Regions from separate parts of the Homo sapiens genome. Here region 1 is linked to region 2. Evidence: chromatin loops called from intact Hi-C (ENCODE). Cell type or tissue: mammary epithelial cell. All regions are shown on one strand. Links, peaks and the distances in the headings refer to the core of each region. The heading gives the core; the rest is flanking DNA.

What was found. Peaks named below come from ENCODE experiments on the same cell type or tissue, not always from the same donor. Only the 100,000 strongest peaks of a DNase experiment are listed, where the experiment ranks them.
Region 1: it touches region 2 in a loop (11-fold over the local background); 3 of 110 quality-filtered maps call a loop at or near these places.

Annotation. Positions count from the first base shown.
Region 1 is chr1:119,576,060-119,591,550 of GRCh38, forward strand. No RefSeq gene overlaps it. Among named protein-coding and RNA genes, the nearest start is that of LINC00622, 15 kb to the right of the region's middle. In mammary epithelial cell, for the core only: a CTCF peak has its summit at 6,945 (motif pointing right); a DNase peak (open chromatin) is centred at 6,932.
Region 2 is chr1:119,468,230-119,483,720 of GRCh38, forward strand. LOC124904388 (a long non-coding RNA gene) reads right to left here and starts at 8,296. Exons shown (of 2, transcript XR_007066503.1): 1 at 7,728-8,296; 2 at 6,232-6,697. It overlaps LOC105378935 (a long non-coding RNA gene), which reads right to left. Exons shown (of 3, transcript XR_947755.2): 3 at 14,818-15,491. It also overlaps the pseudogene HSD3BP1. In mammary epithelial cell, for the core only: CTCF peaks have their summits at 7,790 and 9,645 (motif pointing right); a DNase peak (open chromatin) is centred at 7,792.

The DNA.
Region 1 (15,491 bases), core at 3,067-11,066, 110 kb after region 2:
TAAAAGACACAGACTGGCAAATTGGATAAAGAATCAAGACCCATCAGTGTGCTGTATTCAGGATACCCATCTCACGTGCAAAGACACACACAGGCTCAAAATAAAGGGATGGAGGAAGATCTACCAAGCAAATAGTAAGCAAAAAAAAAGCAGGGAATGCAATCTCCTAGTCTCTGATAAAACAGACTTTAAACCAACAAAAATCAAAAAAGACAAAGAAGGCCACTACATAATGGTAAGGGATCAGTTCGCCAAGAAGAGCTAACTATCTTAAATAAATATGCACCTAATACAGGAGCACCCAGATTCATAAAGCAAGTCCTTAGAGACCTACAAAACAGACTTAGATTCCCACACAATAATAATGGGACATTTTAATACCCCACTGTCAATATTAGACAGATCAGTGAGACAGAAGATTAACAAGGATATCCAGGACTTGAACTCAGCTCTGCACCAAGCAGACCTAATAGACATCTACAGAACTCTACACTCCAAATCAGCAGAATATACATTCTTCTCAGCACCACATCACACTTATTCTAAAATTGACCACATAATTGGAAGTAAAACACTCCTCAGCAAATGTAAAAGAACAGAAATCACAACAAACTGTCTCTCAGACCACAGTGCAAACAAATTAGAACTCAGGATTAAGAAACTCACTCAAAACTGCACAACTACATGGAAACTGAACAACCTGCTCCTGAATGACTACTGGGTAAATAACGAAATGAAGGCAGAAATAAAAATCTTCTTTGAAACCAATGAAAACAAAGACACAATGTACCAGAATCTCTGGGACACATTTAAAACAGTGTGTAGAGGGAAATTTATAGCACTAAATGCCCACAAGAGAAAGCAGGAAATATCTTAAGTCGACACCCTAACATCACAATTAAAAGAACTAGAGAAGCAAGAGCAAACAAATTCAAAAGCTAGCAGAAGACAAGAAATAACTAAGATCAGAGCAGAACTGAAGAAGATAGAGACACAAAAAAACTTTCAAAAAAATCAATGAAGGCCGGGCGCGGTGGCTCATGCCTGTAATCCCAGCACTTTGGGAGGCCGAGGCAGGCGGAACACGAGGTCAGGAGATTGAGACCATCCCGGCTAAAACGGTGAAACCCCGTCTCTACTAAAAATACAAAAAATTAGCCGGGCGTAGTGGCGGGCGCCTGTAGTCCCAGCTACTTGGGAGGCTGAGGCAGGAGAATGGCGTGAACCCGGGAGGCGGAGCTTGCAGTGAGCCGAGATCCCGCCACTGCACTCCAGCCTGGGCGACAGAGCGAGACTCCGTCTCAAAAAAAAAAAAAAAAAAAAAAAATCAATGAATCCAAGAGCTGTTTTTTTGAAAAGATCAACAAAAAAGATAGACTACTAGGAAAACTAATAAAAAAGAAAAGAGAGAAGAATCAAATAGATGCAATAAAAAATGATAAAGGGGATATCACCACCGATCCCACAGAAATACAAACTACCATCAGAGAATATTATAAACACTTCTATGCAAATAAACTAGAAAATCTAGAAGAAATGGATAAATTCCTAGACACATACATCTTCCCAAGACTAAACCAGGAAGAAGTTGAATCTCTGAATAGACCAATAACAGGTTCTGAAATTGAGGCAATAATTAATAGGCTAGCAACCAAAAAAAGTCCAGGACCAGATGGATTCACAGCCGAATTCTACTAGAGGTACAGAGGAGCTGGTACCATTCCTTCTGAAACTATTTCAATCAAAAGAAAAAGAGGGAACCCTCCCTAACTCATTTTATGAGGCTAGCATCATCCTGATACCAAAGCCTGGTAGAGACACAACAAAAAAATAGAATTTTAGGCCAATATCCCTGATGAACATCAATGTGAAAATCCTCAGTAAAATACTGGCAAACCGAATGCAGCAGCACATTAAAAAGCTTACCCACCATGATCAAGTAGGCTTCATCCCTGGGATGCAAGGCTGGTTCAACATACACAAATCAATATTCGTAATCCATCACATAAACAGAACCAACAACAAAAACCACATGATTATCTCAATAGATGCAGAAAAGGCCTGTGACAAAATTCAACAGCCCTTCATGCTAAAAACTCTCAATAAACTAGGTATTGATGGAACATATCTCAAAATAATAAGAGCTATTTCTGACAAACCTGCAGCCAATATCGTACTGAATGGGCCAAAACTGGAAGCATTCCCTTTGAAAACTGGCACAAGACAAAGATGCCCTCCCTCACCACTCCTATTCAACACAGTTTTGGAAGTTCTGGCTAGGGCAATCAGGCAAGAGAAAGAAATAAAGGGTATTCAATTAAGAAAAGAGGAACTCAAATTGTTTCTGTTTGCAGACAATGTAATTGTATATTTAGAAAACCCCATCCTCTCAGCCCAAAATCTCCTTAAGCTGATAAGCAACTTCAGCAAAGTCTCAGGATACAAAATCAATGTGCAAAAATCACAAGCATTCCTATACATCAATAACAGACAAACAGAGAGCCAAATCATGAGTGAACTCCCATTCACAATTGCTTCAAAGAGAATAAAATACCTAGGAATTCAACTTACAAGGGATGTGAAGGGCCTCTTCAAGGAAAACTACAAACCACTGCTCAACAAAATAAAAGAGGGCACAAACAAATGGAAGAATGTTCCATGCTCATGGATAGGAAAAATCAATATCATGAAAATGGCTATACTGCCCAAGGTAATTTATAGATTCAATACTATCCCCATCAAACTACCACTGACTTTCTTCAAAGAATTGGGAAAAAAATACTTTAAATTTCATATGGAACCAAAAAAGAGCCCACATAGCCAAGACAATCCTAAGCAAAAAGAACAAAGCTGGAGGCATCACGCTATCTGACTTCAAACTATACTATAAGGCTACAGTAACCAAAACAGCATGGTACTTGTACCAAAACAGACATGCAGACCAATGGAACAGAACAGAGACCTCAGAAATAACACCACACATCTACAACCATCTGATCTTTGACAAACCGGACAAAAACAAGCAATGGGGAAAGGATTCCCTATTTAACAAATGGTGCTGGGAAAACTGGCTAGCCATATGTAGAAAGCTGAAACTGGATCCTTTCCTTACACCATGTACGAAAAATAACTGAAGATGGATTAAATACTTAAATGTAAGACCTAACACCATAAAAACCCTAGAAGAAAACCTAGGCAATACCATTCAGGACATAGGCATGGGCAAAGACTTCATGACTAAAACACTAAAAGCAATGCAGCAAAAGCCAAAATTGACAAATGAGATCTAATTAAACTAAAGAGCTTCTGCACAGCAAAAGAAACTATCATCAGAGTGAACAGGCAAACTACAGAATGGGAGAAAATCTTTGCAATCTACCCATCTGACAAAGGACTAATATCCAGAGTCGACAAAGAACTTAAACAAATTTACAAGAAAACAACAAATCACCTCATGTAAAAGTAGACAAAGGATATGAACAGATACATCTCAAAAGAAGACATTTATGCAGCCAACAGACATATGAAAAAATGCTCATCATCACTGGTCATCAGAGAAATGCAAATCCAAACCACAATGAGATACCACTCATGCCAGTTAGAATGGCAATCATTAAAAAGTCAGGAAACAACAGATGCTGGAGAGGATGTGGAGAAATAGGAATGCTTTTACACTGTTGGTGGGAGTGTAAATTAGTTCAACCATTGTGGAAGACAGTGTGGCAACTCCTCAAGGATCTAGAACTAGAAATATCATTTGACCTGGCAATCCCATTACTGGGTATACACCCAAACGATTATAAATCATGCTACTATAAAGACACATGCACATGTATGTTTATTAAGGCACTATTCACAATAGCAAAGACTTGGAACCAACCCAAATGTCCGTCAATGATAGACTGGATTAAGAAAATGTGGCACATATACACCATGGAACACTATGCAGCCATAAAAAAGGATGAGTTCATGTTTTTTTGCAGGGACATGGATGAAGGTGGAAACCAACATTTTAAGCAAACTATCACAAGGACAGAAAACCAAACACTACATGTTCTCACTCATAGGTGGGAATTGAAGAACGAGAACACAGGGACACAGGGCAGGGAATATCACACACCGGGGCCTGTTGGGGGTGAGGGTCTGGGGGACAGATAGCATTAGGAGAAATACCTAATGTAAATGACAAGTTGATGGGTGCAGCAAACCAATGTGGCACATGTATACCTATGTATCAAACCTGCATGTTGTGCACATGTACCCTAGCACTTAAAGTATAATAAAAAATTAACAAATTAAAAAAAAGAAAAAAGAAAAATGCAACACCCCTCCTTCCCCAGCCACTGCACAAAATGCAAGAGCCAGCATCGCTCCAGCTCTTGTAAGGCAAACGCAACATCCATATGTTAATGCCAAATACCATAGGAACCAAAGGAAGGTGGTGGAATCAGAGACAAGACGCCTTCCCCTGGTTTTTCAGCCTGGTGAAACCCTACGCTTACGAAACCACCAGGGCAGTTTTCACAGGCAAAGGAAGGAAGAGGACATATCTCCAACAGGCAGTGAGGGGTGATCAGCGAAAGAGGCGAGGAGGCCTGATCAGTCAGCCATCTCACTAAAGAGGTACAAAGGCCTCAGAGTGTTACGGCCAACAAAATGTGCCATTCCTTCTTACAACTGAGGGTGCCAGGCAGAGCTCCTGCACCAAGCCCTGATGCACCTCACAGGATGCACCATACGGGGGCGGAAAGGCTTGGAGGGAAAAACAAGGAAGCCTAACCTGGAAGGTACTTTTGGGTCCTTTTTCTCCACCTGGGTGGCTCTGCAGGGTACCTGACAAAGGAATGAATGAAAGCAAAGGCAAGTGCTCAGCCACCGGCTTAAGGGCTAGGTATATATGAGTACAGAGAATGAAGCTGAGCTGAAGTCACTGGGAAAAGCCACAGGAGCCAGTGGAGCTTGAATGAGGCCTTGAATTCCTCAGTCCAAGCAATGGGCACAGCCCGAGCAGTGGTGCAGAGGAGGATGGAGGGGCATGAGGAGGACCTCTGCTTTCTGGAAAGCATGTACAGAGCGCAGATGAGAGAGCTCGGGTGCCAGACTAAGCCACAGACTAGATAGGCAGATTCCAAGGGCCAGGGTGGGCCCCAGAGCCTGTGATGGACTGGTGAGAACTGGCAGGAAAGTGACAAGAGGCCAACTCTTATGATGTGAAATCCCATGATTTCCAAATATTAGTGACTAACTCTAAACTTGAAAAAGCAGTGTGAAGATCTGCTCCAGGAGAGGGATGTGTGGGCTAGTGTTCCAACTGTATGTGCAATAATTTATATCTTAAAAAGTGGGTGGTGAGGTGTCAGCAGCAAATCTATTCATTCTTGGCGATAAGTCCCAAATATACATTATTATATCATACTCTCAGCTTTCCTGTATGTTTAACATAGGTTATAATTTTTTAATAAATTAAATTTGGTGGGGAACAAATATGCAAACTAAGAAAACACACTCACAGCCTGGCCCCAGGATTAAGGCCTCTGATTTTCCACTTCTGCTCCCAGTCTAGTGGTCCAGTGCGGGAGATAAAATAGGAGACGTGTTAGGTGCAGTGCACAGTAAATGTGAAGAGTGCCATAAGAAAGGAAAATGCTTCCGGGAGATCCATTCCCATAGGGGATTCATGGGGTCCTTGCATTTGGGCTAAATATCAGAAGATGGGTAGGATTTCAACAGACAGGAATGTGAGGGAAAGTATTCCAGGTGGAGACAATGGAGTCTGCAAAGACCCAAGTGGGAAAGGGGTCACTTTTAGGGAACAATGAGACCAGACCAGAGAGCACCACGCCAGGGAGAAATGGAAGATACACCTGGAAAGACATGATGGGCACACACAGGATCACCCGGGGCCACCCCTGGAGACACCCTGCCTCCTTCCTTCATTGACCTCAGAGTAGGAGTTCTGTGTCCCCATTAAAGATGACTTGGGCCGGGCACGGTGGCTCACGCCTGTAATCCTAGCAGTTTGCAATGCTGAGGTAGATGGATCACCTGAGGTCAGGAGTTCGAGACCAGCCTGGCCAACATGGCAAAAGCCTGTCTCCACTAAAAATACAAAAAAGTTAGGGGGCATGATGTTGGTGCCTGTAATCCCAGCTACTTGGGAGGCTGAGGCAGAATTGTTTGAACTCAGGAGGCAGAGGTTGCAGTGAGCTGAGATCACACCATTGTACTCCAGCCTGGGAGACAGAGCAGGACTCTGTCTCAAAAAAATAAGATAAATAAGTAAATAAATAAGTAAAACAAAGAAACAAACAAACAAAAACAACAAAAAAACCCGACGACATTCAATTACTTCACACATACTACATGCCTCATGTTCTCTCAAAAATTGGAATCTATGGGAAAAGAATGTCTCCTCCAGCAATGAATATTGATGGTGATGCTAAAAGCTGGGACGTCATTCACTCTGCAATGGGAATTGTTCAGCTGTCCCTGGAAGATTACCTTGGCAGCATGTCGTAGGATGGACTGAAAGAGATGAAGAGGATACTTCAAGATCTAGGTAAGAAATGAAGGCCTGATTTATGTGTTGGTAACAAAATGGAATACAGGGGCAAATGAGGCAGGCCTGAGGCAGAATGGCCACTAGTTTAGACAGGACTGGGTGTGGGCACAGAACTCTCATGCACCCACTTTTTCAAGACAGAAACCTGGACAGCAGCCCCCCACTCTTCCCACCTATCATTTAGTGCTACCAACTTTACCTCCACAACACCTCTTGAATGTGTCCTCTTCCTCCCTGGTAACATCATTCCTACTTGTACCTGCCACAGGCCTCCCTGTCTTGGAGAGTCACTCATGAAACCTATCCTTAGCAGTGTTGCCAGAGTTGTCTCTCCAAACTAGTCTCACCACGTCATGCCCTTCCTTAAAACCAACCACTGGGTGGAGCCCCAGGACTGTCAGGAGGAGCCTGAGAGCCTTAACATAACATAGAGGGCCTCTGAAGCCCTGGGCCCTGCCTAACACCCCAGACTAATTCTCACCAATCCCTGCCCTGTTCCCAGATTCTCCTACTTTGTGCCTCAACAATTTTCAAAAACTCAGGGCTTCCTGCTTGCAGCATGCTTTTACATCTACCTAGGCCAGTGCACGGCATTCCTTCTGCTTAGAGGGTGCCCAGCTCTCCTGCCAGCACATCCTTCCCAGCTCCTTATTCACCATCCAAAGCATCTCTTTTATAGCCTCTGTGCTTTGTGCATATCTAGTTGCACTGCCATTAATTTTTTATTTATATATCCTGTCCCCCACCCCTACACTGCCATGTCCTGAGGACAGTAACTCACCATGTCATCTCTCTGTCCCCAGTGACTGACACAAAATAGACACATGGGCTGATGGAGAGATAGATGGATGCACGGATAGAAAGATGAAACACCAACAAACTCAAATGTTAGGACGGAGAGAGGAGGGGATGGGGAGTCAGGGAGCACAATGCTTTCAATGACAAAGCAAGAGAGAATTCAAAGACAAATTTTCAGGGTGTCAATGAACCTGAAGAAGCTCGATCATCATGATGAGAGCTGGAAAAGAGATAAGCCACATAGTGGGTATGGTGCTGAGAATGAACTCATTTGTGTGATAGAAAGAGAGAGTGGGGTTGTGAGAGGCCCATGAGCAGGGAAAGGGAAAGGCTGTTGAAGGCGAAGCCCAGCTGCCAAGGTTATAAAGGGACTGGGAATTGGATCCAAAACCTGAAATGGTGCAAGGCCCAGAGCATTTTTATACTACAAAAAAAAGGAAAAACTGCTTTTGAAAAATGAATTCAGAAGAGAATCTCCCACTCTTAGTTGACTCAAGTGAGGACCACGCAACCTCTCTGTCTACATGTGCTTCTTAAGACATCAGGGGACTCTGGTGGAAAATTGAGGGGCGTTCTTTTTCTTTATCTTGGCCCAAGATCCCACCCAATGGTAATGAGCAGGGAATGGAGTCGGTGATCTGAGGCATGAAAGAGGTTCATTATGAGGAAGTGGAGAGGGAAGGCTGGATGAAAAGAAAGTGGCTTAGCCACTCTGTCCCCAAAGGCAGGGAGCACTGAGGTCAGTTGCAGACTCCAAAACAGTCAGTAATCTGTTCTGGAAACCTGAAGTTCCTTATTGAAGAGCGCAATCTTTCCTCAAGAAATGGAAGAACCAGCACTGATGCAGTCAGCCCTTCTTCCAAAACAGGTACTGGCGACAGAGAGGTGGGCGTGATATGGGTTCCGGGCCTATTGTCATCTTAGCATGAACGCTGGCCACTAAAGTAGGAATACCCTTCTCATGAGCCTGGCACTAACTCCCTCCTGCACTAGCTGGAGTCTGTCAAATCCCTGGTGTAGCTCTGAGCAGAGCAGCTCTCTGGGCACAAGGCCGGTGAGGTCACCCAGGGCCTGTGCTTGGCTTAAGGGGCTGCCATGGGACCCCACATTTCATTTTGCACTGATCCCTGTAAAATACACAGGCAGTCCTGACTGAGAGAACTTCTTTCAGCAGCAGGCAAAACACCTATTGCTGACCTAGCATGGTTAAATAGAAAAGGCTTCCTGACTCCTACAGGACAGATCAATGTCTTTGTGGAGTTCAGATTTTAGAGCAAAGAAAGTTTCATCAGGCATGGTAGGGCACACCTGTATTCCCAGCTACTGGGAGGCTGAGGGGAAAGATCACTTGAATCCAGGAATTCAACATCAGACAAGACTTCATCTCTAAAATTTTTATTAAATTGAAGTTAAAGAGGGATCTAGAGACCATTACTCCAGCTTTTAACTGTGGGTTCCTTTCCTGCTTTCATTTTACTGATGAGAAAACTGAGGCCTGGGAAGTGAGATGACCTTTCCAACGTTCACTTAGACAACTGTCTGTAATGGTGACCAATGATTTGCTACCTTTGAGGTAAAATATTTATTAAGGGAAAAAAAACTGGGATGAGAGACATTTGGAAACAGGGCAGAGGGTAGGTTTAATGAGAAGTCTGCTGTCTAAACCATCTATCTTGCCTATATAACCCAACCTCTCATCTGAACATCAGCTTGTGGACGTGGATGTTGCATAAATGGAGACAGGCAGGTGCTTCATGGTAAAGAAATGAAAGTAGTTGGGGGTGAGAGGGACTAAGGAAAGGGGTCAAGGAGGGCAAAAAACAAGCGAGTATTCTTTTGTTTTAGAAGAAGAATATTTTTGCAAATAAGAGTGAAGAGTGAAAATCCTGGGTTCTGATTTCAATTTTGTCATCGAAGTTAAGCAAATCTCTTCACCTTCCTGGGTCTGTTTTCTTTCCTACAAAATGAAGGTTATGGCTCATTTCTAAGGTCTTTTGCCAGTGACATTGGGCTGCAAAAGTGTAAGATGATTTGCATCCTCTGGCACCTGCACACTTCTGCCACTAAACTTCGTAATAACATAAGCCTCCTTGTGCTTATTTGTTTGTGTGAAGCCAAAGCTATTTGAGAAAGTGGTTTCCCAGTCATTCGTGGCTCTAGTGGCACATGGCACCTCACTGGAAAAGGGGCGTCATACCTCTCATAGGGTTGTAAAGGATCAAGAAGTGGGCCAAGTAGGAACCGATTCCCTCCTTCCCTGATATCTGATGACCACTGAACTGCAGAACTTAATGCTGACTTAAATACAGCCTTTTGTTTTGGCATTAAGCTATAGATGTTTCCCAAGAAGGTTTTAAAACTCTTAGACAATCACTAGAAATTAAAATGGGCAGGACCAATAGAGTCAGTGCCTACTGAAAAGGAATCAGAAACCCAGAAAAGTCATGCCTTGCTCAAGTCCACTGCCAGTTAATGCCAAAGCTCTGCCCTGCTCACTCCACACACAGCACACCCTCAAAGGAGGAGCAGAACTAGTTCCTTCTTTCTTCCTGTTCTCAGGAAAGGGAGGCCATGCCTTCTCACTTCCTCTTCACCCTGCCCTAGGAGCTGGAAATCCCAGAGGACAGAGTCCATATGCACTGCAACTGCCTCTCTCCTCCTTCTGGGATCCCAGGAGCTATGATACAAGACTTTAGGATGCCCCTCAGCAGCCCCTTCTCTGCAGCACTGAGCACGACCACCTTGTAACCACCTTGCTTCCTAACATTCACACAAGCCCGTGAATCTTACAAGAGCCTTCATGTTTGTCATTTTGTTTGATTTGATTTTCCCACACCTCATACCTGCATCTTTCCACTGCACAGATGAGAGCAAGATCAAGAATACCTATAGGGCTTGGTCTAGGCTGCAGCAGCATTGAACAGTGGCTGTATCAGTCCAGTGAATCTCAGGCTGTGAAGTCATGTCTGTGATTTCTACCTACTCTATTAACTTCAACACAGAAAGCAGTAGAGCTGCTTCAGGTGAAACCTTGAGGTGACCCTCATTTCAGACATTCACTAATGCTACCCCTAACAAGAGAAATGTCTAGCCAGATACTTTTCCAGCCCCTTGACAAAGTGAATTAGCTTTTCCAAGGTCACACACTGTCCCTTCCCTCACCCAACAAAGCCAGGTACAGTCGACATTGCCTGATTTGCAGCAGTGGTGGAAACTCTGACTTATAGTTGCAAAGTCCTTGGCAGAGAATCTGCTTAACTCTGAGCCTTTGTTGAATGTACCGTCTTGCCCTAGCATAACATGTGAAGCCTTGACATGAAGTTCCCCCCTGTCCACCTCCCATCCCTTGCAGCCCCAGGGGCCAAATCCTTAAAGTCATACATACAGTTGGCAAAATAATTCACCCCAAGCAGGTTGGACAGGCAGGAAACAAAATCAGCCTTCACCTTCGCCCTTAAATGGTGTTGGAATGTGTAAGCATCTCTACCTCTCTCATATCTGTCTCCCCAGCATTGAGCACTATGCCTGGAACATGCCACTCAGCTGAGGGGTGAACTTCTCAGGGTCTCTGCTCTTAATGAGTCACAGCCTTGGGGTCTGGGGAAGGCCAGTCATACACAGATGGTATCAGAACACCCAGGCAGAACCACTCCCTACTTCAGCCCTTGATGCTTTCAGAAAAGCATCTCAGTGGAGTGTCTTCAGTGAATAAAAAGAATGCATGGAACTGCTTCCAGTGATTCCCTAGTCTCTAGAAACAGGGGCCTGTCAATTCTTTCACTTGTGTTGAACATCTTCAACACATCTGGAATGCCAGCTTGAACACCGCACAAACACTGATACCTTTTTCAAACTTCTTAAACAGAGGGAAACATGGTATATGGAACAACTTGCCACCCACCTCACTGGCTTCCAAAGCTAAGCAATCCCGGCTGCCGGATTGAGGTAGGGCACCCACTGGATGCAGAGAGCACTGAGAAAATGGCCTGGATCTCATGGCAGCAGCTGGAAATTGAAACCCATTGGAATGTGCTTTGGGTTAGTGAACATGACCTTGAAACCACAGTCTGGCAGCAGAAAACTGCAGGGCACTTGTGGCTGTGACAATGAGACCGAGGAGCAAAGACTAGACAATTCATGCTGGAGACTGGCCAAGTATGCTCCTCCCCTCCCACCAGGGGCAGAGAGGATGGAAATTATGTGATTGCCAAGGGCAGCTGAGAAAACAAGTCATGCCTGGGGTTTTGCTTTGTTAAGAGAGCTGAGTTGGGGGAATAAAGATCTGAGAGAAGCAGAAGAAGGCTGACTCTGAGTGGTGAAGACGGTGAAGGCCAGCAGCAGCCTTCCACACCTATTCCATTGTCATCTGATGGACAGCCAAGACAGGCACTTTTCCTGGCTCTTACTTATGATATTGTCTTCACTATTTGGAGCAGTTGTGTGAAAGGTGGCCTACCAGGAGCAGACAAAGCCTGATGTACCTTGCACTGCCCTTTGCCTCCATAATTCTGGTGAAGGAGAGGATTTGAGCCTTATGTATTATACTTACTGTAATCCCCAAGAAAGAAAGGGGGTCCCTAATTGGTCCTAAAGAGTTCTCACCCTCTTTGCCCATTAAAATCACCCAGGGAGTTTCTACAAAATTACAGGTACTTAGGCCTCATTTCAAGTAAGTGCTCTCTACATTTAAAAGACAAACAGAAAAGCTCTCCAAGGTTAAGAAAATCTATTGCTTAAACTAATCAAACCTCAAAAATTCCATGGCAATCAGGTACAGTTTCTTTAATTGGAATGTGGGCAGAGGCTCACTCACATCAAAGATAGAGATAGTTGAGCATGAAGGTTCACGACTATAGTCTCAGCACTCTGGGTGGCCGAGCAGGAGGATCACTGGAGCCTAGGATTTGAAGACCACCCTGGGCAACATAGGGAGACCCCATCTCTACAGAATTAAAAATTTGTTAAAAGTCTAGCCAGGCATGGTGGTGCATACCTGTGGTCCTAGACACTCCCGAGACTGAGGTAGGAGAATCTCTTGGGCTGGGAAGTTGAAGATCGCACCACTGCACAACAGTACTCTGGGTAACAGAGCAAGACCCTGCCTCATAAAAACAAACAAAAAAAGAAGGTTAGAGAAAAAAAAGTCTCTCTCTAAATGAATAGCTTCAGCATTGGCTTTTCCAATGTCTCTCTTGCTGCTTACCAAACTGTGTTCTCCATATAACAGCCTGAGAGATTTTTTAAAGTAAACTCAAATCCTATGTCTCACCTATATAAAACCTTTCTGGGGCTTCCCATTCCATTTACTATAGACTCTAAACTGATCTCCAGCTCTCCCGGGCACCACATGATCTGCTCATCCTTCCAACTCGTGTCCTCATCACTCTCTCTTTTACTCACAGTGTCCCAGCCAGATTGGCCTCCCTTCAATTCCATAAACACGCAAGACTTTCTTGCCTCCGGATCTTCACATCTATCATTCCGTTTACATAAAATGATGTTCCTCATCTTCTAATGGTTGGCTCTCTATTGACATGTAGATCTCAGCTGAATTGTCATTGCCCTAATGAGTTGAAACATCCCTGACCATCCTCTCCCAAAAACAATCTGCTTCACTCGTCACATCACACTGTTTCTCCCCTCCTAGCTGTTACCACAACCTGCAACTAACTTATCAGTTGTCTATTTTGTTGTTTATCTGTACCTGCATAGGGACCTTAGACCATCTTGCTTCCTGCTACATTCCCAAGAGCCTAGAATCATGTCCAATGTCATAGAGGGCCCCATAAATATTTATTAAATAACCGAAGGCAAAGCTGGATCAAAATACATCATCACATCTGGAGAATTATAGCAGTCAGAGGAGGAAAACAGTGAGTTAGGATGGAAGCCAGCAGAATGGGTCACTACCTAAACCAACAGACGTGAAAAGTCTTCTATCATTCCTTGACTGGACACTTTCCTGCATGAACCCACGCCACAGTGCAGGTTCACTTTTGCCCAGATTAACCCCCAGAGTCAAGGGCTGGGTCAAGGAAACATTTGCATGGAACACTCCAAAAGAGAAACAGTCCCATAGCAGTCTCCCTGGTAATAACTTTTCAGACCTATTTGCTTAACCAAAATATACATATAGTGCCTTCACCACCCAAATATTTAGAAAGGGAAAATGAAGTATCGTCATATAGCTCTGCTTGCCTATAACTGCAATTCAGATCCCAAAATTAAAAAGAAGTGAACACCCAACCTTTCAAAACAGCAGTCCCTTTAAATAAAATAGTTCGGGCCGGGCACAGTGGCTCATACCTGTAATCCCAGCACTTTGGGAGACCGAGGCGGGCAGATCACAAGGTCAGGAGATCGAGACCATCCTGTGAATGGTGAAAACCTGTCTCTACTAAAAATACAAAAAATTAGCCAGGCATGGTGGCGGGTGCCTGTAGTCCCAGCCACTCAGGAGACTGAGGTGGGAGAATGGCATGAACCCAGGAGGAGGAGCTTGCAGTGAGCTGAGATTGCGCCACTGCACTCCAGCCCAGGTGACAGAGTGAGACTCAGTCTCAAAAAAATAATAATAATAAAATAAAATAAAATAAAAATAGTTCGTTAATTGTATGACTCAAAGAATTCCCATTGATTCTTCTCAGAACAAAAGATCTTAATAGGGCAGATCAGTAACGACTGAAACAGCCAGTAGCTTATAATTTTTTGCACATACTGTCCAAAACTATGGAACTTTGCACTCTGGACAGAAGAGCTATACCTATAAAAATTTCCCAACAGAAATCATACTCTCTATCTATGAAACAGTGCAGCAAAGTTAAATCAGTTGAAAGGAAAAAAACCACGTGTCATTAGAATACTTGGAAGAGTAGTGGATACTTTGGAGAATTGTGGTCATTGAAGAGAAGCACAGAAGGTTAAATCGGATGAAATTTTATTGGGTTGGTAAAAAGAAAAGGGAAATTGACCATGCTCCCAGAGTGAGGCCTTAACTTTTTATTTAGGTGTCAAATTGGCTGCTGCACTGGTGGGCTGATAATTTGAGGCCAAGGAGGGGCCTTTAATCCAGCAGCAAGGATGGAGTGCTTGTGCTGAAAGTTTAGGGAAATACTAAGAAAGCACATGTCTAGGGGTGACTGTCTGGCTGACACAGCAGTCACAGTTGCATTGTGGAACAGGATGCCTAGATGACCACAGGCCTTGAAGATTACTTTCAACACCCTGATTTGAGTGACTTGTAAAAAATGGAAGTGTCATGATTTAGTCTATTTGTGCTAGTACAACAAAATATATCAGATTAGAAAATGTACAAACAACAGAAACTTATTTCTCATGTTCCAGATGCCAGGAAGTGCATGATCAATGTGTCTGCAGGTTCCATGTCTGGTGGGAGCTCAGTGTCTCCTTCCAAGACAGCATCTTGTTGCTGCATTGCCTGTGTCCTCATGTGGCAGAAGAATGGAAAGGGTCAGCTAGTTTCCTCAAGCCCTTTTATGAGGTCACTAATCCCATTCACAAGGGCCCTGTCCTCATATACCAATCACTTCCTAAAGGCCCCAATTCTGAACACTATCACATTGGCAATTAAGTTTCAACATATGAATTTGGAAGGAACACATTCAGACCATACAATTTCACAAGATCAAGAAGGAATACAGGACAAAGGTGAATTTGGTATAGCCTAACTCATGCACTGCTGCAAGGGACTTTGGGAATATTTTTTACTTTGAGTCAGAGGGCAAAAACCAGAGACAAGAAAGAACAGAGGAGCAAAGGAAAGCCTAAAATATTCATTGTCATGACCTAGGATGTTACAGGATTTTGTGGCACACGGACTGATGTCTATTCTGTGCAATTCACTGACCTCCAAGAAAAGTAGCAGAAAGAGAGTTTTCAGATAAGAGTTTCAGGGACCCTGGAAACAAGTTAATATTAACTAGCCCAGTTCTTCACCAGGAAATGAGAAAGGAGATATCTTTATTTTGGTCATATTGGATAGTTTTAGTAGATACTTGGAGACTTTCTCAATAAAGTACTACAGAGCTAAATGAATGACAGTGATTAATGTCTAAGAAATTGTCTCTTACTCAGGGGTCTTCAAGAACACGGCCTCAGACAGTGGGCAGAC
Region 2 (15,491 bases), core at 3,601-11,600:
GGGTGATATCCAAGTGGACAATGAACGCATCAAGGTCCAGAAACAAAGCGATTTGCCAAGGCCATCTGATTAATGTGTAGCAGAGCTCAGACCAAAGCTTCATCCAGAGGCTTCACTTGGCCCTGGGGCTGACACTTGGCAAAATGGGTCTTCAGTCTCTCCTTTTGCCTCCCTGTGTGTCCAATTCCCTGTCCTCCTCCCCATCCCATGGGATTGGGAGGACTGTGTATCTACATGTGGGCTCTGATTGTGCAGAGGGTCATGTGCTGCCCACAGAAGAGTCCCCACTTGACAGCACTCAGGGACCACACCCAGCACTCTACTCTTCTTTCACTCTTCTCTGACCTCTTCTGATTTCCTCCACCCTCTGTTCTAATGGTGTCTTTGATAAACAAATATTAACACTTCATGAATTTTAAATGATTGTAATCATTATGTCTCACCAATATTTGCACTCTAACACGTAATACAAAGAAAAAGCAATGCTTAGCCTAGAGGAACAATTCCCCTGTGGTGAAAATGCAGGGGTATAATGGATGGGCAAAAGACTGTATGAAGATAAAAACAGAGAATCCTTTCAGTGTTTTTTCTGTGCCAGGCACTGTGCTACATGGTTTGCATGTGCCCACTCATTTGCTGCTCATAACAGCCCTATGAGATTGTTAATGTTATTAGCCTCCTTTCTTACAGATGAGGAAACAGTCAGAGAGAGATTAATGAACTTGTCCAATGTTCCACAGTTAGAATATGGCAAAGTTGGATTTGAACCCATGTGGTCTAGTGCAGCATCTGTGCTCTTAAGCAGTAGTTCGTCTAGCAGCTTGAGGAGGGAGGGAGCAATGGCTCCATCCACAAAGTCCCCTTTCCTGGTCTCTCTAGTTCCCTGTGAACTCACTGCGGAAGAGTCATTTTCTCTTGGCTTTAGACTTCTTCAGCTTTGAAATGACAATTCCTTTGAGCCAGTCTGAAGTTGGCAGCAAATGGGAAGCAGATGAAGGGAGCAGGAAGTACAGAGGTGGAAATACTACCAGAGAAAATTCCACTCTCAGGCTGTCACCCACCTCCTCCCCAGCAGCCTCTTCCCTGCCTCCCCCATTCCAGGGCCTCCTTGGAGTTGCCTGACAGTGGGAAGGGGCTGGGAGTAGACAAAACAAGGCAGAGGCATCAGGAGAGCAAATGGTCCCACCTGTATCCCAGGAAGGAATTTCTCCTGCTTTGAATTTTTCACTCTGAATTTTACTCTCACTGTTCTTTGGCCTTTGTTGCCAATTTCAGTTAAACTGACTTATTCTTACTCTTTCTCAGAAAAGTTGATTGTAAACAGCTATTCCTGCACCTGGTGTACAGGGTACAAGACTTGGAGGTGGGGTGGGCAACTTTGAGCCTTCACTAGAAACGTGACCTTTAATCTGTCCCTTAACCTCTCTGAGCCCCAGTTTCTTCACCAATAAAATGGGATTCAGAACACCTACCTCATGAGACAGCTGTAAAAGGAAATAAGCAAGCTGTGAGCTGTATGCAGATTATAAAGCACAAATGAGTGTAAAGTATTTATCTGAGCTCCATGTAGCATGGTGTTCATTTTGTGGGCTAATTCCAGGTGACAACTTTACTGGCAGCATCACTACCTGTGGATTTCAGAGGAGCCTGAAGACATTGATGTTGTAACTGCTGCCCTGGGCTACACAGCTGGATGTTAGTTCATTGGTGACTGACTCATTTTCAGCATTTGTACCTCCTTTGATAATATCCAATAAGAATTTTCAAAAAAATTCATTATTTAAACTCTTCTGCAATTCGCTAGTAATGGCTCCACTCTCCTCCCAGTTGCTCAAGCAGGAAACCATAGGGGTGATTTTATCTTCTCCTTTTCCTCTCAGCCAAGATCCAACAGGTACCAGGACCTTCAAGGTGAGGTCTGAAATTCCAACCTGGTGTATCTCTCTCCTCCTCTGCTTCCACTGCTGGACCCCGCTTCCAGTCCTCATCTAAACTTTGGCACAGACATTCTGATTAATCTCTTGATCCCCTGGCTTTCTCATATCCCCTATACCAGTCCATTTTATATCCTTGAGGCAAGGTTAACTTCCTACACTACAATTCTGCTTCTGTTTTTCTTTTTCTTTTTGAAACAGGATTTTGCTGTGCCACCCAGGCTGGAGTCCAGAGGCATGATCTCTGCTCACTGCCACCTTCACCTCCTGGGACCCATCCATCCTCCTACCTCAGGCTTCTTATTAGCTGGGAGTGTAGGCATTCACCACTATGTCTGGCTAATTTGTGTATTTTTGGTAGAGACGGGGTTTCACCAAGTTGTCCAGGCTGGTCTCAACCTCCTGGATGCAAGCGATCCACCTGCCTCAGTCTCCCAAATTGCTAGAATCACAGGTGTGAGCCACCACCCCTGGCCTGTTTCTCTACTTGTTCCAAATATAAATAAGGGGTTTTCTGTGACATGGTGCTGGAGACCGAAAATCACAATTCTGCATTACCTACAGAATTAAATTCAAACTTTTCCCTCTTATACCCAACTCTCCACAATCACCCTACTCTCCTTAAAAATTTTGGTGAGTCTCCCATGACCCTAGCCGTGCTTATATTCCAGGCACACCTGACAGCTCATTGCTCAGATTACTTTTCTGAAATGAGATGGGGTAGAAACAGATGTTTGCTCTTTCCCAAAAAATTGCTAAACGTGCTGACTTCTGTGCCTTTGTTTAATTGTTCCTTCCATGGAGTGTACATCCTCCACTCTAACAACCCAACTCTAACCATCCTCGAACACCTATGTAACATCATCTTTATCAGGAAACTTCCAAGCCAGATTCGGAAACCCTTCCAATGACCTGACCTATGTTCTTGCAGAGCTCCAGAACAAGACCAAGATGACAGTGCTAGAAGGAGACATTCTGGATCAGTCATGCCTGAAGAGAGCCTGCCAGGACATCTCGGTAGTCATCCACACCGCCTCTATCATTGACATCTTCGGTGTCACTCACAGAGAGTCTATCATGAACTTCAACGTGAAAGGTACAGTAGCCTGAGGAGGAGATGGAGCAAGGTGGAGCAAACAAGGATCAGAAAGATAAACAATGAAGGAAGAGAAGTCCCTCCGCTGAACACCTGCTATGCTCTGGGCCAAGTGTCTTTGCTAATCACTACCAACTGGGGGAGTTCAAAGCTGCTACCTTCAGTTTTTTACATGAGAAGACTAGGGCTGAGAGATGGCAAGTAACTTGTCCAAGGCCCCCCAGGTAAGTAAGTAAGTAGGAGAATGAGACTTTAAACTCACCCCTGTGTGACTCCAAAGGCTGTGGATGCTCTTTCTACTGTGGCTCCAATCAAATTCAGCTAAACTCCGACTTCAGACTCTTGATATCCAGCCACCCCTTGCCTCTGTGGGCCAGAATCAAATCTTCCAAGTGCCACTATAGTCATCATTTTAAATCTTGTTGTACACTGATGAGAATGAAATGGGAAAAATCCCTTGTCCCCTTCACAGTGCGTGTGATGGGGGTGTGGCTCCCTCCTTCAGTGCCCCTGCTCAGACCACTAGGGGAGCATACGGATGAGCAGGCTGGAGGGCTCCAACTCCAAAGCAGCATCTAGGGGCAAATGTTCACAGCTCCTGAAGCCCCAGTGGGCATGTGTTACATGGTGCTCTTTTAGTTTTGCTCTTTTAGTTTTGCCGTCTATAGGCAGCTTGTGTTAACCAGCTCAATTAGACCTTAGACCGTCCAGCTTGCCACAAGGACGGAGGGCTTTCTATATCCTGGGTTCTTCTCTTAGTGTACCAGAAAAATTGAATCACACCTGAGCTTGGAGAATGAGTGCAAGCTTTTATTGAGTGGAGGTAGCTCTCAGCAGATGGAGGAAGCCAGAATAGAATGGTTTTCCCCCGGAGTGTGCTGCTCAGTGGCCTGACACTTCCCTAACTGCTTGGCCAAACTCTGCATCCTTCTGCTGGTCAGTGCATCCCTCTCAACATCCAGCTGCCCTGTGTTTCTTCACTGATGTGCTTCCCTCAACATCTAGCTGCTTCTGTCTTCTTCCCCTGATCTGCTCCTCTTGACATCCAGCAGCTTGTGTGTGTCTGCTAGAATCTTGGGCCTTTTTAACAGGCACAGAATTAAACATGTGTATTAAACAAGGAAAGAATTTAGTGCCAAAGATTACAGAGACAAGAAGTAAAATATACTAACAACATTGTACGAGCTGTTTCACCCTGGACTGGTTAAACTTTAGAAGAGACATAACTGTTCTTGGCATATCTTTAGCAGTTAACAGATGCACCCCAGGAATTCTGGGGTTTGTGGGCTTGCACCAAGGCCAGTAAAGCTTTTGGTTTTTTTCTGTATCTCCTCTCTCTTTCCTGGGCTTTTCTGTCTCTATGAGGAAAGACCGAGATGGCCACTTTCAGGAGCTCCTCTAATGTACTATCTGATCCCAGAGCCTGTTTCTGCAACTTCCTCCTGATGACAGGAGCTGCCTGAGTAATAAATTTATCGTTTAGATGTCTCTCGACTGAGGCAGGAGATAGAGAGGTGTGCTTTACTAAGACCTCACTTAGCCTTTCCAGTAGGATTTTCATTTTTGTGTTTTTCCTATGGCTGTAGCATGACCCAATCTCAGTCAGATCCACTGAAGAATGTACCTCGAGTCTATTACAACCACTGAACTTGGGAGTGGGGAGTGAGACACATGGATCTGTTCACGTGGTTGGTCCCCCTTAGGGATATTTCCTGACATTGACAGCATGCTCTTCATGGGCAGGTACCCAACAGCTGTTGGAGGCCTGTGTCCAAGCTAGTGTGCTAGTCTTCATCCATACCAGCAGCATACAGGTAGCCTGGCCCAACTCCTACAAAGAGATTTTCCAGAATCGACACAAACAAGAGCATCTGGAAAACACATGGTCTGCTCCATATCCATACAGCAAAAACTTGCTGAGAAGGCTGTGCTGGTGGCTAATGTGTGGACTCTGAAAAATGCTGGCATGTTGTACACTTGTGCCTTAAGCTCAATGCATATCTATGGGGAAGGAAGCCCATTTCTTACTGACAATATAAATAAGGCCTTGAAAAACAATGCGATCCTGTCAACTGTTGGAAAGTTCTCCACAACCAACCCAGTCTATGTGGGCTGGGCCCACATTCTGGCCTTGAGGCCCTGTGGGGCCCCAAGAAGGTCCCAAGTGTCTGAGGACAGTTCTACTACATCTCAGATGACACGCCTCACCAAAGCTATGATAACCTTAATTACGCCCTGAGCAAAGAGTTCGGCCTCTGCCTTGATTCCAGATGGAGGCTTCCTTTAGCCCTGAGGTACTGAATTGGCTTCCTGCTGGAAATAGTGAGCTTCCTGCTCAGGTCAATTTATACCTATTGACCTCCCTTCAACTGCCACACAGTGACATTGTCCAACAGCATGGTCACCTTCTCTTACAAGAAGGCTCAGCGAGATCTGGCGTATAAGCCAATTTACAGCTGGGAGGAAGCCCAGCAGAAAACCATGGAGTGGGTTGGTTCCCTTGTGGACTGGAACAAGGAGACCCTAAAGTCCAAGACTCAGTGATTTAAGGATGACAGAGATGTGCATGTGGGTATTGTTAGGCGATGTCATCAAGCTCCATCCTCCTGGCTTCATACAGAAGGTGACAAGGGCACAAGCCCAGATCCTGTTGCCTCCCTTTCACACAATAGCCAACTTATTATCTTCCTGTGCCATCAAAACCTGTGCAGTCAGTGGCCTAACCAAAAGCTTTCTGTCCTAATCACATGCCAGAGGACACACAAGGTGATTTGCTGTTACCAAATCTCGTGGCCTGATTCTGAACAATTTGGGATCTCTTTTAACTTGAGGGTCTCTTTCGACTACTATAGCTCCATTTCCCCTCTTAAATGAGAAGGGATTTCTTTTCTTTTAAATCTCCTATTTCTTCACAGAGTTCAATGAAAAGAGTAATAAATGATTTAATGCTTAAAGTGGAGAAAAGTGTGGTTACTGTTAATACATACTTTTCTCCTTTCTTTTACATTTCCAGGTATCACCATCTCTCATTTAGAAGAGTAGGCTGAAACAGGGGTTAGGAGGTGGGCAGAGTAGTGGGAGGGTCAGGGAGGGCGGATGAAGACTGAATGAATAAGCTCTACTATGTTTCACACATGTACAACATAACCTACATATGACATATATTATCTCATTTAATACTCATCAGAAATCTATGAGGTAGAGTGACAATTTCCATTTTATTAGCAAGGAAACTTGTGCACAGTCACACTGATTAGTGACTAGGCCTGCTATGAGGGAGTTGGCCTTGAAAGTCCTTATCTTTCCACCCAATTACACAGCCTGAACTGGTCTTGTCCGTGGTACAGCAGAGCACTGAAGCATGGGGTGCCGATTTATGGGAGAGCCCCGGCTACCTTGGATTACCTCCTTCTTGCCCAGTCCCTTGCAGGGGACTCTCTAGAATCCAGGAGAATCCTCGAGGAGTATCTGGAAGGGTTTGCATGCCTTAGCAAATGGCCCTGAGCAGGGCAGAGAGAAGCAAAAATGCATCCAGCCTCCACCTTCAGTGCCAATTTCCTTGAAGGTCTGTAGAACACACCTGGCTATATGTGTGTTGATCATTCTGGTTATTCATAACCCTGCATTTCACCCTTCCAATCACCCAATGAAGCCACATCATGGGTTCCTGGGCAAGTAAAGAAAACAAGTGTGAACTTTCCCCAAAATATACCTTCTATTCAGCCTCAAAGTAGAAGTCTACTATCCCATATCCCCAGATTTAATGGTCTCTCTCTCCTTTCTCTTTTTCATTTTAAATTACATCTGTTCTTCCTTCATTCTTCCATCTCCTTAGCCACTTTCTTCTCTCTATCTCCCCTTTAATCACTGGTCCTCTCATTTGTCTCAATTTCCATGAAGAGATGAGGCCAATCAATATAAGTTTGGGGACTTCAATGATGACATAGTTATTAAGCAACCAACAAAAACACAGTCAAAAGAAACACTGTCAGGGGCATCAGGGACAGAATTGAGCGGAAGCAGGTGAGGAGGTTGCTGTGGGTCAACAGTGTGGGGAGGGGAAGCTATCTCCTCTGGACCTGGATGTATCACAGCATGATTAGAGTAATACACAACATCAAGATGACTTCTTTCTTACAGAGGAAATTTACAGATCATTAATCAGTTGAATTTGATTACCACAAAGGAATTAGTTTCAGTGTTCATCCTGTAGAGTAAAGGAAACCATATTCTGGCCCAGATGAACAGGTTTCCACCATCGTCAAAACCACAAGGGACAGATGATCAGCACTAGCATCAGGGGGTGTGGCCCCAGGCAGTGGGGTAACGTGGAAAATGGAACACCCATCCTTCCCCGGCCACTGCACAAAATGCAAGAGCCAGCATCTGTCCAGCTCTTGAAAGGCATGCACACCATCCGTATGTTAATGTCAAATAGAATGGGAAGAAAAGGAGAGTGGTGGAATCTGAGGAAAGAGCCCTTCCCCCTGGTTTTTCAGCCTTGCGAAACCCCACGCCTATAAAACCACCAGGGCACTTTTCACAGGGAAGGTAAAGAAAAGGACATATTTTCAACGGGCAGCAAGGGTTGCTTAAAGAAAGAGACGAGGGAATCGGATGGGCCAGGATTCTCAACTGAACAAGCAATAAGGCCTTGTTGTGTTGTGGCCAACAAAATGTGCCATCACTTCTTATACCTGAGGGTGTGAGGCTGGCGGAGCTCCTGCACCAAACTCTGCTGCACCTCACGAGACTCACCACACAGCGGCAGCAAAGTCTCAGAGGGAAGAACAAGGAAGGAAACCTGACCCAGCACGGACTTTTAGGTGTCTTTTCTCCACCGGGGTGGCTCTGCAGGGTACCTGGCAAAGGAATGAATGAAAACACAGGCAAGTGCTCAGCCACCAGCTTAAGGGTTTAGGTATATGTGAGTACAGAGAATGGAGCTGAGCTGAAGTCACTGGGAAAAGCCACAGGAGCCAGTGGGGCTTGAAGGAGGCCTTGGATTCCTGGTTCCAAGGCAGGGGGCACAGTTTGGGCAGTGGTGAAGAGGAGGATGAGGGACATGAGGATGCCCACCCGCCTTCTGGGAAACGTGTACAGAGGGCAGATGAGGAGCTCAGGTGCAAGACTCAGCCATGGACCCGACAGGCAGGCTCCCAGGCCAGGGATGGAGTGGGGAGCCCACAGTGGCCTAGAGAGATCTTGCAGAAAAGTGGCCAAAGTCCAACTCTTATGTGAAATCTTTTCATTTCTAAATATTAGTGACTAACCCTAAATTTGAAAAAGCAGTGTGAAGACCAGCTCCAGGGGAGGGATATGTGGGCTAGTGTTCAAACTGTATGTGTAACATTTTGTATCTTAAAAAGTGGGTGGCGAGGTGTCAGCAGCAAATCTGTTCATTCTTGGTGATAAGTCCCAAATATACATTATTATATAATATTCTCAGTTTTTCTGTATGTTTAACACAGGTCATGATTTTTTAAAAAAATTAAATTCTGTGAGGGAAAAATATGCAAATTAACAAAACACATTCAAAGGTTGACCCCAGGCTTAAGGCCTCCGATTTTCCACTTCTGCTCCTGGTCTAGCGGTCCAGTGGGGGAGATAAAATACGAGACATGTTAGATGCTGTGCACAGTAAATGTGCGGTGTCATAAGAGAGGATAGTGCTTCTGGAGGATCCATTCCCCTGGGCATTCATGGGGTTCTTGCATTTGGACTGGATATCAAAAGATGGGTAGGATTTCAACAGACAGGAATGTGAGTGAAAGTATTCCAGGCAGAGGCAATGCAGTCTGCAAAGACCCAGGTGGGAAAAGGGGTCACTTTTAGGCAACAATGAAACCAGACCAGAGAGCACAAGGCCAGGGGAGAAGTGGAAGATGCACCTGGAAAAAAATGATGGGCACAGACCATGATCACTCATGATCACCCCTGGAGACACCCTGCCTCCTTCCTTCAGTTGCCTTCAGAGTAGGAATTCTGTGACCCCTCTTAAAGACCACTTGACATTCAATTACTTCACATATAATATGCCTCATCTTCTCTCAAAAATTGGACTCCAAGGAAAAAGAATGTCTCCTCTAGCTGTAAATATTGATGGTGATACTAAAAGATGGGACATCATTCACTATGCAATGGGAATTGTTCAGCTGTCCCTGGAAGATTATGATGGCAGTATTTCGTAGGATGGACTGAAAGAGATGCTGAGGATACTTCAAGAATCTAGGTAAGAAATGAAGGCCTGATTTATATGTTGGTAACAAAATGGAAGACAGGGGCAACCGAGGTAGGCCTGAGGCAGAATGGCCACTAGTTTAGACAGCACTGGGTGTGGGCACAAAACTCTCATGCACCCACTTTCTCAAGCCAGAAACCTAGATGGCAGTCCCCACTCCTACCACCTATCATTCAGCGCTACCAACTTTACCTCCACAACACCTCTTGAATGTGTCGTCTTCCTCCCTGGTAATGTCATTCCTACTTTTACACCCCATAGGCCTCCCTGTCTTGGAGAGTCACCCGTGAAACGTATCCTCAGCAGTGTTGCCAGAGTTGTCTCTCCAAACTAGTCTCACCATGTCATGACCTTCCCTAAAACCAACCACTGGGTGGAGGCCCAGGACTGTCAGGATGAGCCTGAGAGCCTTAGCATAACATAGAGGGCCTCTGAAGCCCTGGGCCCTGCCCAATAGTCCAGACTAATTCTCACAAATCCCTGCCCTATCCCCAGATTCTCCTACTTTGTGCCTCAACAATTTTCCAAACAGCGCTTCCTACATGCAGCATGCTTTTACATCCACCCAGGCCGGTGCACAGCATTCCTTCTGCTTAAAGGGTCCCCAGATCTCTTGCCAGCACCTTATTGCCTTCCCAGCTCCTTATTCACCATCCAAACATCTCTTTTTACAGCCTCTGTGCCTTGTGCATATTTAATTGCACTGCTACTAATTTTTCTTGTATATATCCTGTTCCCCACCCCTAAGCTGCCATGTCACGAGGACAGTAATTCATCATGTCATCTCTCTGTCCCCAGTGCCTGATTCAAAATAGGCACATGGGTAGGTGGGTGGATGGATGGATGGATGGATGGATGGATGGATGGATGGATGGATGGATAAAACACAAGCAAACTCAACTGTTAGAATGGAGCGAAGAAGGGCTGGGGAGTCAGGGAACAGAATGCTTTGAATGGCAAAGTAAGAACGAATTCAAAGATGACTTTTTAATGTGTCAATGAAGCTGAAGAAGCTGGATTATCGTGTTGAAAACTGGAAAAAAAGAGAAGACACATGGGGTGTATGGGGCTGAGAATGAACTGATTTGTGTGATATGAAGAGGGAGTGGGGTTGTGAGAGGCCAATGAGCAGGGAAAGGGAAAGGCTAATGAAGGTGAAGCCCAGCTGCCAAGGTTATAAAGGGACTGGGAATTAGATCCAAAACCTGAAATCATGCAATGCTCAGAGCATTTTTATACAACAAAAAAAAATGAAAATCTGCTTTTGAAAATTGAATTCAGAAGAGAATCTCCCACTCTTAGGTGATACAGGTGAGAATCACTCAACATCTCTGGTTGCATGTAATTCTTAAGATATCAGGGGACTCTGGTGCATATTTTGAGAAAGTTCTTTTTCTTTATCATGGCCCAAGATGCCACCCAAGGGTAATGAGCAGAGAATGGAGTCTGTGTTTTGAAGCATGAAAGAAGATTGTTATGAGGAATTGGAGGGGGAAGGCCAGATGAACAGAACAAAATGGCTTGGCCACTCTCTCCCCAAAGGTAGGGGGCACTGGGGTCAGTTGCAGACTCCAAAACAGTCAGTAATCTGTTCTGGAAACCTGAAGCTCCCTATTGAACAGCGCAATCTTTCCTCGAGAAATGGAAGAACCAGCACTAGTGAAGTCAGCCCTTCTTCTAAAACAGGTACTGGTGATAGAGAGGTGGGCATGAGATGGGCTGTGGGCCTATTGTCATCCTAGCATGAACTCTGGCCACTGAGGTAGGAATACTCTTCTCATGAGCACGGCCCTAACTCTCTCTCACACCTTCTGGAGTCTGTGAAATCCCTGGTGTAGCTCTGAGCAGGGCAGTTCTGTAGGCACACAGCTGGTGCAGTCACCCAGGGCCTGTGCTTGGCCTAAAGGGCTGCCATGGGACCCCACATTTTATTTTGCACCGATTCTATTTCTGTAAAATATGCAGTCAGCCCTCATTATGAGAACTTCTTTCAGCAGCAGGCTAAACAGCTATGGCCTCAGATCAATCGTGGGTACATGAAAAAGGCTCCCTGGCTCCTCAAGAGCAGATCAATGTTTTTGTGAAATTCAGATCTTTTAACTAAAAAGGCTTCATTAGGGATGGTGGGGCATGCCTGTAGTCCCAGCTACTCAGGAAGCTGAGGAGTGAGGATCACTCGAGCCCAGGATTTCAAGGCCAGCCATGACCTCGTCTCTAAATTTTTTTAAAAAATTAAAACTTAAAGAAGACTCTAGAGACATTTACTTCAGCTTTTAGCTGTGAACTCCTTTCCTTCTTCCATTTACCAGTGAGAAAACTGAGACCTGTGAAGTGAAGTGACTTTCCAATAGTCACTGAAACCGTCAGTACCGGAGCTGAACTAGAACCCCGGTCTCTCCGCTCTGCTACTTTAAAACATGCTGGAATCCACATGGTAAAGAAAGGAGAAGAGTTTGTGGCAAGCGTCCCGGGTCCAGAAGACACACAGATTTCAGAGCAGAAGCACAGCACAGCCCAGGGGAATTATAGATTCTGCCACAGCTCCCAACACCATCTGCACACAACCAGCCACACCAAGATTCCGCCATGGCTGCTTCTGTCTGCAGCATGTCCCATCCCCTTGGCACCATTTCCTCAGCTGACTCCTCCTCATGGTCAGGCTGCACCTTTCCCAGGAGGTCTCCAGCCTTCCAAGGACCAGTAAAGGGTCTGTCTGCTAGAGACCACTTCCAGTACAGTGTGGGTGTCCACTAACTTGACTTGAGGGAGGGAGGAACGGAGGGAAGGAAAAAAGGAAGGAAGGAAGAAAGAAGGAAAGAAGGAGGAAGAAAGGAAGGGAGGGAAGGAGGGAAGAAGGAAAGAAGGAAAGAAGAAAGGACGGGAGGGAGGGAAGGAAGAAAGCAGAAAGGAAAGAAGGAAGGAAGGAAAGAAGGAAGGAAGGAAAGATGGAAGGAAGGAAGGAAGGAAGGAAGGAAGGAAGGAAGGAAAGAAGGAAGGAAGGAAGGAAGGAAGGAGGGAAGTTAGTTCTCAAAAGAAAGGGACCCTGGACCAGAATAAATGAGATCTTAGGAAATGATCTAAAGGCTGTTGAAGTATGAGTGTTCCCTAAGGAAGACAAAGTTGGACTCTATTCTCACCTGCAGTGGTGACCCAGTATTTGCTAACCCTAAGCTGAGAAGGCAGGTGAAGCCACAGAGCCAGGAGGTTGTCCTACCAACATATGTATTAAGAAAAAAAAAAAACTGGAATGAGACATTTCAAAAGAGGGCAGAAGGCAGGCCTAACAACCAGCCAGCTGCCTAAGTCATCTGCCTGGCTCAAACAGCTCATCTCCCACCTCAACATCAGCCTGTAGGATGAGAGTTCTGCATGAATGGAGATAGGCAGGTACTTAATGGTATAGAAATAAAAGTAGCTGGGGTGACTGAGACTAAGGAAAGGGGGAGAGGATGGCAAAAAGAAGCCAGTATTTTTTCATTTTAGAAACAGAATATTTCTGCAAATGAGAGTGAAGGGTGCAAATCCTGGGTTCTCATTTCAATTTTGCTATCAAAGTCAAGCAAATCTCTTCACTTTCCTGCGTCTGTTTCCTTTCCTGAAAAATGAAGGCTATGGCTCATTTCTAAGGTCTGTTGCCAGTGACATTGGGCTTTAAAAGTGTAAGATGATTTGCATCCTCTGGCACCTGCACACTTCTGCAGTTAAACGTCATAATAACACATGCCTCTACATGCTTGTTTGTTTGTGTGAAGCCAAAGCTATTCGAGAAAGTGGTTTTCCAGACCTTCCTTGGGTCTAGTGGCACCTGGCACCTCACTGGGCATGGGGCATCATACTTCTCATAGGGCTGTAAAAGATCAAGAAGTGGAGCCAAGTAGGAACCGATTCCCTCCCTCCCTGATATCTGATGACCACTGAACTGCAGAACTTAATGCTGACTTAAATATGGTCTCTTGTTTTTGCATTTAGCTATGGACGTTTCCCAAGTAGGTTTTAAAATTCTTAGACAATCACTTGACATAAAAGTGGGCAGAGCCAATAGAGACAGTGCCTACTGAAAAGGAATCAGAAACCCAGAAAAGTCATGCCTTGCTCAAGTCCACTGCCAGTTAATGCCAAAGCTCTGCCCTGCACACTCCACGCACAGCACACCCTCAAAGAGAAGCAGAACTAGTTCCTTCTTTCTTCCTGTTCTCAGGAAAGGGAGGCCATGCCTTCTCACTCCCTCATTACCCTGCCCCAGGAGCTGGAAATCCCAGAGGACACAGGCCACATGCACAGCAACTGCCTCTCTCCTCCTTCTAGGCTCCCAGGAGCTATGACACAAGACTTTAGGATGCCCCTCAGCAGCCCCTTCTCTGCAGCACTTGGGCACAACCACCCGGTAACCACCTTGCTTCCTAACATTCACACAAGCCCCTGAATCTTACAAGAGCCTTCATGTTTTTCATTTTGTTTGATTTCCCCACACCTTATACCTTTATCTTTCCACTGCACAGATGAGGCCAAGATCAAGAATACATACAGGGCTTGGTCTGGGCTGCAGCAGCATTGAACAGTGGCTGTGTCAGTCCAGTGAATCTCAGGCTGTGAAGTCATGTCTGTGATTTCTACCAACTCTATTAACTTCAACACAGAAAGCAATATAGCTACTTCAGCTGAATTCTTGAGATGATACTCATTTCAGACATTTGCTAATGCTACTCTTGACAAGAGAAATGTCTTGCCAGACCCTTTTTCAGCCTCTTGCCAAAGTGAACTAGCTTTTACAAGGTCACACACTGTCCCTTCCCTTGCCCAACAAAGCCAGCTAAAGTGAACATTACCTGATTTGCAGCAGTGGTGGGGACACTGACTTATAGTTGTAAAGTCCTTGGCAGAGAATCTACTTAATGCTCTGCCTTTGCTGAATGTACCATCTTGCCCTAACATAACATGTGAAGCTTTGACATGAAGTTCCCCCTGACCACCTCCCACCCCCTGAAGCTCCTAGTGCCAATCCCTAAAGTAATACTTAAAGTTGGCAGAATAATTCACTACAAGCATATTGGGCAGGTAGGGAACAATATCAGCCTTCACCTTCACCCTTAAATGATGTTGAAATGTGTAAGCATCTCTACCTCTCTCATGTCTGTCTCCCTAGCATTGAGCACTACGTCCAGCACATGCCCACTCAACTGACAGGTGAACTTATTAGGGGCTCTGCTCTTAATGAGACACAGCCTTGGGGCCTGGAGTAGGCCAGTCATACACAGATGGTATCAGAACACCCAGGCAGAACCACTCCCTACTTCAGCCCTAGTAGGTCCAGAAAGGCATCTCAGTGGAGTGTCTTCAGTGAGTAAAAAGAATGCATGGAACTGCTTCCAAAGAATCCCTGGTTTCCAGGAACTGGAGTCTGTCATTCCTTTTACTTAGATCAAACATTCTTCAAATATATGTGTGAGAATGCCAACATGAACACCACACGTACACTGACACCTTTTTCAATCTTCTTAAACACAGGGCAACTTGGCATATAAAACACCTTACCGCCCACCTCACTGGCTTCCAAAGCTGAGCATTCCCGACTGCTGGAATGAGGCAGGGCACTGGCTGGATTCAGAGAGCATTGTGAACAGTGGCCTGAATCTCAGGGGAGCAGCTGGAAATTGAAACCCATTGGAATGTGCTTTGGGTTAGTGGAGATGACCTTGAAAACCAGAAAACTGCAATCTGCATGGCACTTGTGGCTGTGATAGGGAGACAGAGGGGCAAGCACTAAGCAATTCGTGCCGGAGGCTGGCCAGGTGTGCTCCTCCCCTCCCACCAGGGGCAGAGAGGATGGAAATTATGTGAATGCCAAGGGCAGCTGAGAAAAGGAGTCATGCCTGGGGTTTGCTTTGTTAAGTGTTAAGTGAGCTGAGTTGGGGGAATGAAGATCTGAGAGAACGGGAAGAAGGCAGACTATGAGTAGTGAAGACGATGGTGAGGGCCAGCAGCAGCCTTCCACACCTATTCCATTGTTATCTGATGGACAGCCAAGACAGGACTTTTCCTGGCTCTTACTTATTATATTGTCTTCACTATTTGGAGCAGTTGTGTGAAAGGCAGGCCTACCAGGAGCAGACAAAGCCTGTTGCATCTTGCACTGCCCTTTGTCTCCATACGCCGTGGCAGAGGGAAGCATTTGATCCTTCTGTGTTATACTTACTGTAATCCCCCAAAAAGAAACGGGATC